Regions from separate parts of the Homo sapiens genome. Here region 1 is linked to region 2. Evidence: read pairs that join two places in POLR2A ChIA-PET (ENCODE). Cell type or tissue: PC-9. All regions are shown on one strand. Each heading gives the region's core, and the rest is flanking DNA. Links, peaks and the distances in the headings are about the cores only.

The links. Peaks named below come from ENCODE experiments on the same cell type or tissue, not always from the same donor. Only the 100,000 strongest peaks of a DNase experiment are listed, where the experiment ranks them.
Region 1: POLR2A ChIA-PET joins it to region 2 with 16 read pairs; 2 of 35 experiments call an interaction of 5 or more read pairs at or near these places.

Annotation. Positions count from the first base shown.
Region 1 is chr12:12,799,217-12,802,123 of GRCh38, reverse strand. No RefSeq gene overlaps it. Among named protein-coding and RNA genes, the nearest start is that of DDX47, 13 kb to the left of the region's middle. In PC-9, for the core only: no CTCF peak of the experiment used is centred there; a DNase peak (open chromatin) is centred at 1,543; H3K27ac peaks cover 2,500 bases.
Region 2 is chr12:12,283,726-12,286,632 of GRCh38, reverse strand. No RefSeq gene overlaps it. Among named protein-coding and RNA genes, the nearest start is that of LRP6, 18 kb to the right of the region's middle. RefSeq lists an enhancer at 2,321-2,862. In PC-9, for the core only: no CTCF peak of the experiment used is centred there; no DNase peak of the experiment used is centred there.

The sequences.
Region 1 (2,907 bases), core at 146-2,645, 520 kb before region 2:
CATCCTGGACAACATGGTGAAACGCCGTCTCTACTAAAAATACAAAAATTAGCTGGGCATGGTGTCGTGAGCCTGTAGTACCAGCTACTCAGGAGGCTGAGGCAGGGGAATTGCTTGACCTGGGAGGCAGAGGTTGCAGTGAGCCGAGATCACGCCATTGCACTCCAGCCTGGCGACAGAGGGAGACTTCTTCTCAAAAAAAAAAAAAAAAAAAAAAAAAAAATTCTGATGACGCCACATCTCCCTAGAGCTATTGCCCACTTCTCTGTTTCCTTGACAGCCAACTCTTTGTATGAGTTGTCTATGTAGGCTGCCTCCAATTCCTGTCTCTTGAATCCACTTGAGTAAGGCTTTTGCCCATACTATTTCCATGGAAACTTTCCTTTAAGACCCCCATGTGCTAAATCCAATGGTCAATTCTCATTCTTCATCTTACTTGATTCCTTAGCAGCATCCAACTGCCCCTTCCTTAAAAAATCCTTTTGACTTGGGTTTCTTTCTTTCTTTCTTTTTTTGAGACGGAGTCTCACTCTGTCACTAGGCTGGAGTGCAGTGGCACAATCCTGGCTCACTGCAACCTCCACCTCCTGGGTTCAAGCAATTCTCCTGCCTCAGCTTCTCGAGTAGCTGGGACTACAGGCATGTACCATCATGCCCAGATAACTTTTGCATTTTTAGTAGAGATGGGGTTTCACCATCCAGGCTGGTCTCGATCTCTCTCTCTCTCTCTCTTTTTTTTTTTTTTTTTTTTTGAGATGGAGTCTCACTCTGTCACCTAGGCTAGAGTGCAGTGGCGCAATCTTGACACATTGCAACCTCCGTCTCCTGGGTTCAAGCAATTCTCTGTCTTGGCCTCCCGAGTAGCTGGGATTACAGGCACACGCCACCACTCCCGGCTAATTTTTGTATTTTTAATAGAGATGGGGTTTCGCTATCTTGGCCGGTCTGCTCTTGAACTCCTGACCTTGTGATCCGCCTGCCTTGGCCTCCCAAGGTCTCAATCTCTTGACCTAGTGATCCACCCGCCTCGGCCTCCCAAAGTGCTAGAATTACAGGCATGAGCCACCGCGCCCAGCCGACGTGGGTTTCAATACACTGGAGACTCCTGGTTTTTCTCCTGTCTTGCTGGCCACTCCTTCTCAGTCTTCCTAGCTAGTACTTCCTCATTCCCACCCACTCCCCACCCTAAATGTCAGAGTACCCAGGGCTGAATCCTCGGACCTATTCTCTATATTCCCTACTTTCACTCATCTCTTAGTGGCCACATCCAGTCTCATGATTTTTAATACCACCTACTTGCTCAGGATTCTCCAATTGATATCTCCCTTCTAAGTCCTTCCTTGGGTTCCAGACTCATATATTCAGCTGCCTACAGGTATATGTCAGGAATCTCAAACTTAATACCTCTAAAACTCAACTCCTGACTCCACTCCTCCCCAGCGTGTTTCTCCCACAGTCTTCCCCACATCAGGAAATAGCCATGTCATCCTTCTAAATTACTCAAGCCAGGACTCCTCTCTTACACCTCCCACACCCAATCTGTCAACAAGTCCTGCAGGTCTACTTTCATCATACATCTGGAATCTGACTACTTTTCTCCACTCTCAGCTACCAACATTTCTGACCTGGGTCATGGCAGTAGCCTCCTAACTAGTCTTCTTGCCTTGATTCTTACCTCTCAACAGTCAATTCTCAACATAGCAGAAAGGGGTCCTTTGAAAACATAAGTCAGCTGGGCGTGGTGGCTCACGCCTATAATCCTAGCATTTTGGGAGGCTGAGGCAAGTGGATCACTTGAGGCCAGGAGTTGAGGCCAAGAGTTGGGGCCAGGACTTCAAGACCAGCCTGGCCAACATGGCAAAACTCCATCTCTACTAAAAATACAAAAAATGGCTGGGCACAGTGGCTCATGCCTATAATCCCAGCACTTTGGGAGGTGGGTGGATCACCTGAGGTCAGGAGTTTGAGACCAGCCTGGTTAACATGGTGAAACCCCGTTTCTACTAAAAATACAAAAAATTAGCCAGGCCTGGTGGCGTGGACCTATAATCATAGCTACTCAGAAGGCTGAGGCAGGAGAATTGCTTGAACCCAGGAGCTGGAGGTTACAGTGAGCCAAGATGGTGCCACTGCACTCCAGCCTGGGCGACAGAGAGTGAGACTCTATCTAAAAAAAAAAAAAAAAAAAAACACCAAAATAACATAGCGGTCATGCTTCTGCCTCAGAGCCTTTGCACTCTCCGTTTCCTCTGCCTGGAACACTCAGATACCCTCGTGGCTCTCTCCAACACCAACTTCAGCTCTTCACTCAAACATCCCTTGTCATTAAGGACTTCCAGCCCCTCTCCCCCCCAGCACTCCCTCTCCCTTGTCCCTGCTTTGTTTTTCTCCATGGCACTTATCAACATGTGGGAAACAATAACAATGGCCCCCAAGGATGCACATATCCTAATCCCTGGAATGCGTGAACATGTTATCTTACATGGCAATGGGGAATTAGGTTGCAGATAGAGTTAAGGTTGCTAATCATCTGACCTTAAAATAAGGAGATTATTTTGTATTGTCTGAATGGGCCCAATGTAGTCAAAAGGGTCTTGAAAAGTGGAAGAAAAGGCAAAAGAAGATGTCAGAGCGATGCAATGTGAGAAGACTCAACCCATCATTGCAGGCTTTGAAGATGGAGGAAGGGGCCACAAGCCAGGGAATGCAGGAGCCTCTAGAAGGTGGAAAAGGCAAGAAAACACGCTCTCCCTTATCGCCTCTAGGAAAAAGGATAGCCCTGCCGACTGCTGGATTTTAGCCCATTGAGCTACAATTGCATCAGACTTCTGACTGTGAGATAATAAATTATTTGTGTTGTTTTAAGCCACTAAAATTTTGGTAATTTTTTACAGAAGTTATAGGAAA
Region 2 (2,907 bases), core at 260-2,759:
TAAATAAATATTTAAACCAGGTAAAGTGAGATTAAAAAGAACAAGAGCAGGGCATGTGGACAGAAAGGAATGGGAAATATTTGTTCTAGACTCCAAAGTATGGGTTGATATCAAGTTGATGTTAAGTCAGATCATGCTCTGCTTATGTTCTTTTTTTTTTTTTTTTTGAGACCGAGTCTCACCCTGTTGTCCAGGCTGAGTGCAGTGGTGCGATCTCGGCTCACTGCAACCTCTGCCTCCTAGGTTCAAGCGATTCTCCTGCCTCAGCCTCCCGAGTAGCTGGGATTACAGGCCACCACACCTGGCTAACTTTTATATTTTTAGTAGAGATGGGGTTTCACCATGTTGGCCAGGCTGGTCTCAAACTCCTGGCCTCAGGTGATCCACCTGCCTTGGCCTCCCAAAGTGCTGGGATTACAGGTGTTAGCCACCACGCCTGGCCTCCTTATGGTCTTTTAATAATTACCTTTTGCCTGGAAGTTAAAGCTCACACTTCCTGATCTTACCCTTATTTACTTCTCTAGGTTCTTTTTTTTTTTTCTTTTTTTTGGGGACAGGGTCTTGCTCTGTTATCCAGGCTGGAGTACAGTGGTATGATTATGGCTCACTGCAGCTTCAGCCTCCTGGGCTCAAGTGATCCTCCTGCCTCAGCCTCCTGAGTAGATAGGACTACAGGTGTGTACCACCATGCCTTTAAAATTTTATTTTTTTGTAAAGATGAGGTCTCTTTATGTTGCCCAGACCGGTCTCAAACTCCTAGGCTTAAGTGATCCTCCCATCTTGGCCTCCCAAAGTGCTGGGATTACAGGTGTGAGCCACTGCACCTGGCCTCTAGGTTCTCTTTAGTCCTTTGCTCTGGTATAGCTTACATTCCAACCACAACAAACTGCTAGCCATGGTGAAGTTTATTGTTTTCTATTCCAGCTGTTCTTGTCCTTCTCCCTTTGTCTGACCTTCCTTCTGGCATATACCTCCACTATGAGCTCAGATGCTACCTCCAACTGAAATCGACTTTGACTTCTTCAGGCGCAATCAGACACCTGTGAGCCTATAGCATGTTGAGCTCTTTTCTAGAACAGGGGAGAGTATCATGTAGCAGAAGAGCATTGGGTTTCCAGTCACACTCTGGCTTTTAAGCCCAGATCTACCATTTTCTTCCTTGGATGAAGCATAAGAGAAGCACCAGTGTAGATTGTGAAGGGCATGGATTCTGCGGCCAGACAGCCTGGCTGTGGGACCTTGGACAAGTTACCTAAACGCTTGGTCCCTCAGCACCCACGGATGTAAAACGAAGGTGATGATATTAATGCCCTCCTCAAAGGATAGTTGTGAAAGTAAAATGAGTTAATAAAAAAAATAAAATGAGTTACATGAGAAAACACTGAGGGCTGGGCGTGGTGACTCATGCCTGTAATCCCAGCACTTTGGGAGGCTGAGGCGGGTGGATCACTTGAGGTTGGGTGATCGAGACCAGCCTGGCCAACATGGTGAAACCCGGTCTCTACTAAAAATACAAAAATTAGCTGGGCACGTTGGTGCACGCCTATAATCCTAGCTACTCGGGAGGCTGAGGCATGAGAATTGCTTGAACCTAGAAGGCGAGGGCTGCAGTGAACCGAAATCACAGCACTGCACTCCAGCCTGGGCGACAGAGGGGGACTTTGGTCTCAAAACAACAACAACAACAACAACAATTTAAAAATAAATAAATTAATTAAAACATTGAGAACAGGGCCCGACACTTGCTTGTCTGCTCTTGTTATTAATCTCACAGTTTCTTCTTTTGTGAAAAGGGAATAACACTCACTGGTGAGAGCGGAATGAAGATGACTGGAGGTAAGCAGGAGTGCTTGGTATAGAGAAGAACTCTTTTTCTTGCCCTTTACCTCTTGTCCTTGGAATTCCAATTCTTCATTTATAGGTATTTCCACCACTAAAATCTCCCAGCTCCCCCAGGGAAGAGAAAAGCTCACATCTTTGTGTCCTCAGCCTCTGGCACACAGTAGGTGCTCAAGAAATGCTTGGTGAAAGAATTGATAAAAATGTAGTAGTAGAAAAACTCAAAATGACCTTAAAGTCCTCTTAGCAATATCCTGAAAGGCCACCAAATAGGAATGTTAATCCCTAAAATCCTGTATCTTTATAAATTGGTGTGAAATTCACTGTTTATTAGGTTTTTTTTTTTCTTTTAATTTTGTGTTTGTATTTCTTGGTGTTTCCCCCCTCCTCCTGAGGTCTTCTTTCTTCTCTGTACTCTGCATTAATCTTGGACAGGGTTTCTCAGCCTTGGCACTAACAGCTTTTTTTTTTTTTTTTTTTTTTTTTTTTTTTTGAGACAAGGTCTCATTCCTGTCGCCCAGGCTAGAGTGCAATGGCACAATCACAGCTCACTGCAGCTGACCTCCTGGGGTCAAGGAATCCACCCGCCTCAGGCTCCCAAAGTGCTGGGATTACAGCTGTGAGCCACTGCGCCTGGCCTTTTTTTTTTTTTTTTTTTTTTTCTTTTTTGTAGAGACGAGGTCTTGCCCAGCTTGGTTTTAACTCCTGAGCTCAAGTGATCCTGCTGGCTCAGCCTCCCAAAGTGCTGGGATTACAGAGGTGAGCCACTGAGCTAGGCCTTTGTGTTTTTTTTAGAGACAGAGTCTTGCTCTGTCACCCAGGCTGGAGTGCAGTGGTGCGATCATAGCTCACTGCAGCCTTGACCTCCTGGGCTCAAGTGATCCTCCTGCCTCAGCTTCCTGAATAGCTGGGACAACCTGCATGCACCACCACACCCAGCTAATTTTTTATTTTTTTGTAGAGATGAGATCTCACTGTTTGTTGGCCTGGTCTCAAACCCCTGGGCTCGAGAGATCCTCCCATGTCCACCTCCCAAAGCACTAGGATTACAGGCATGAGCCATCGCAC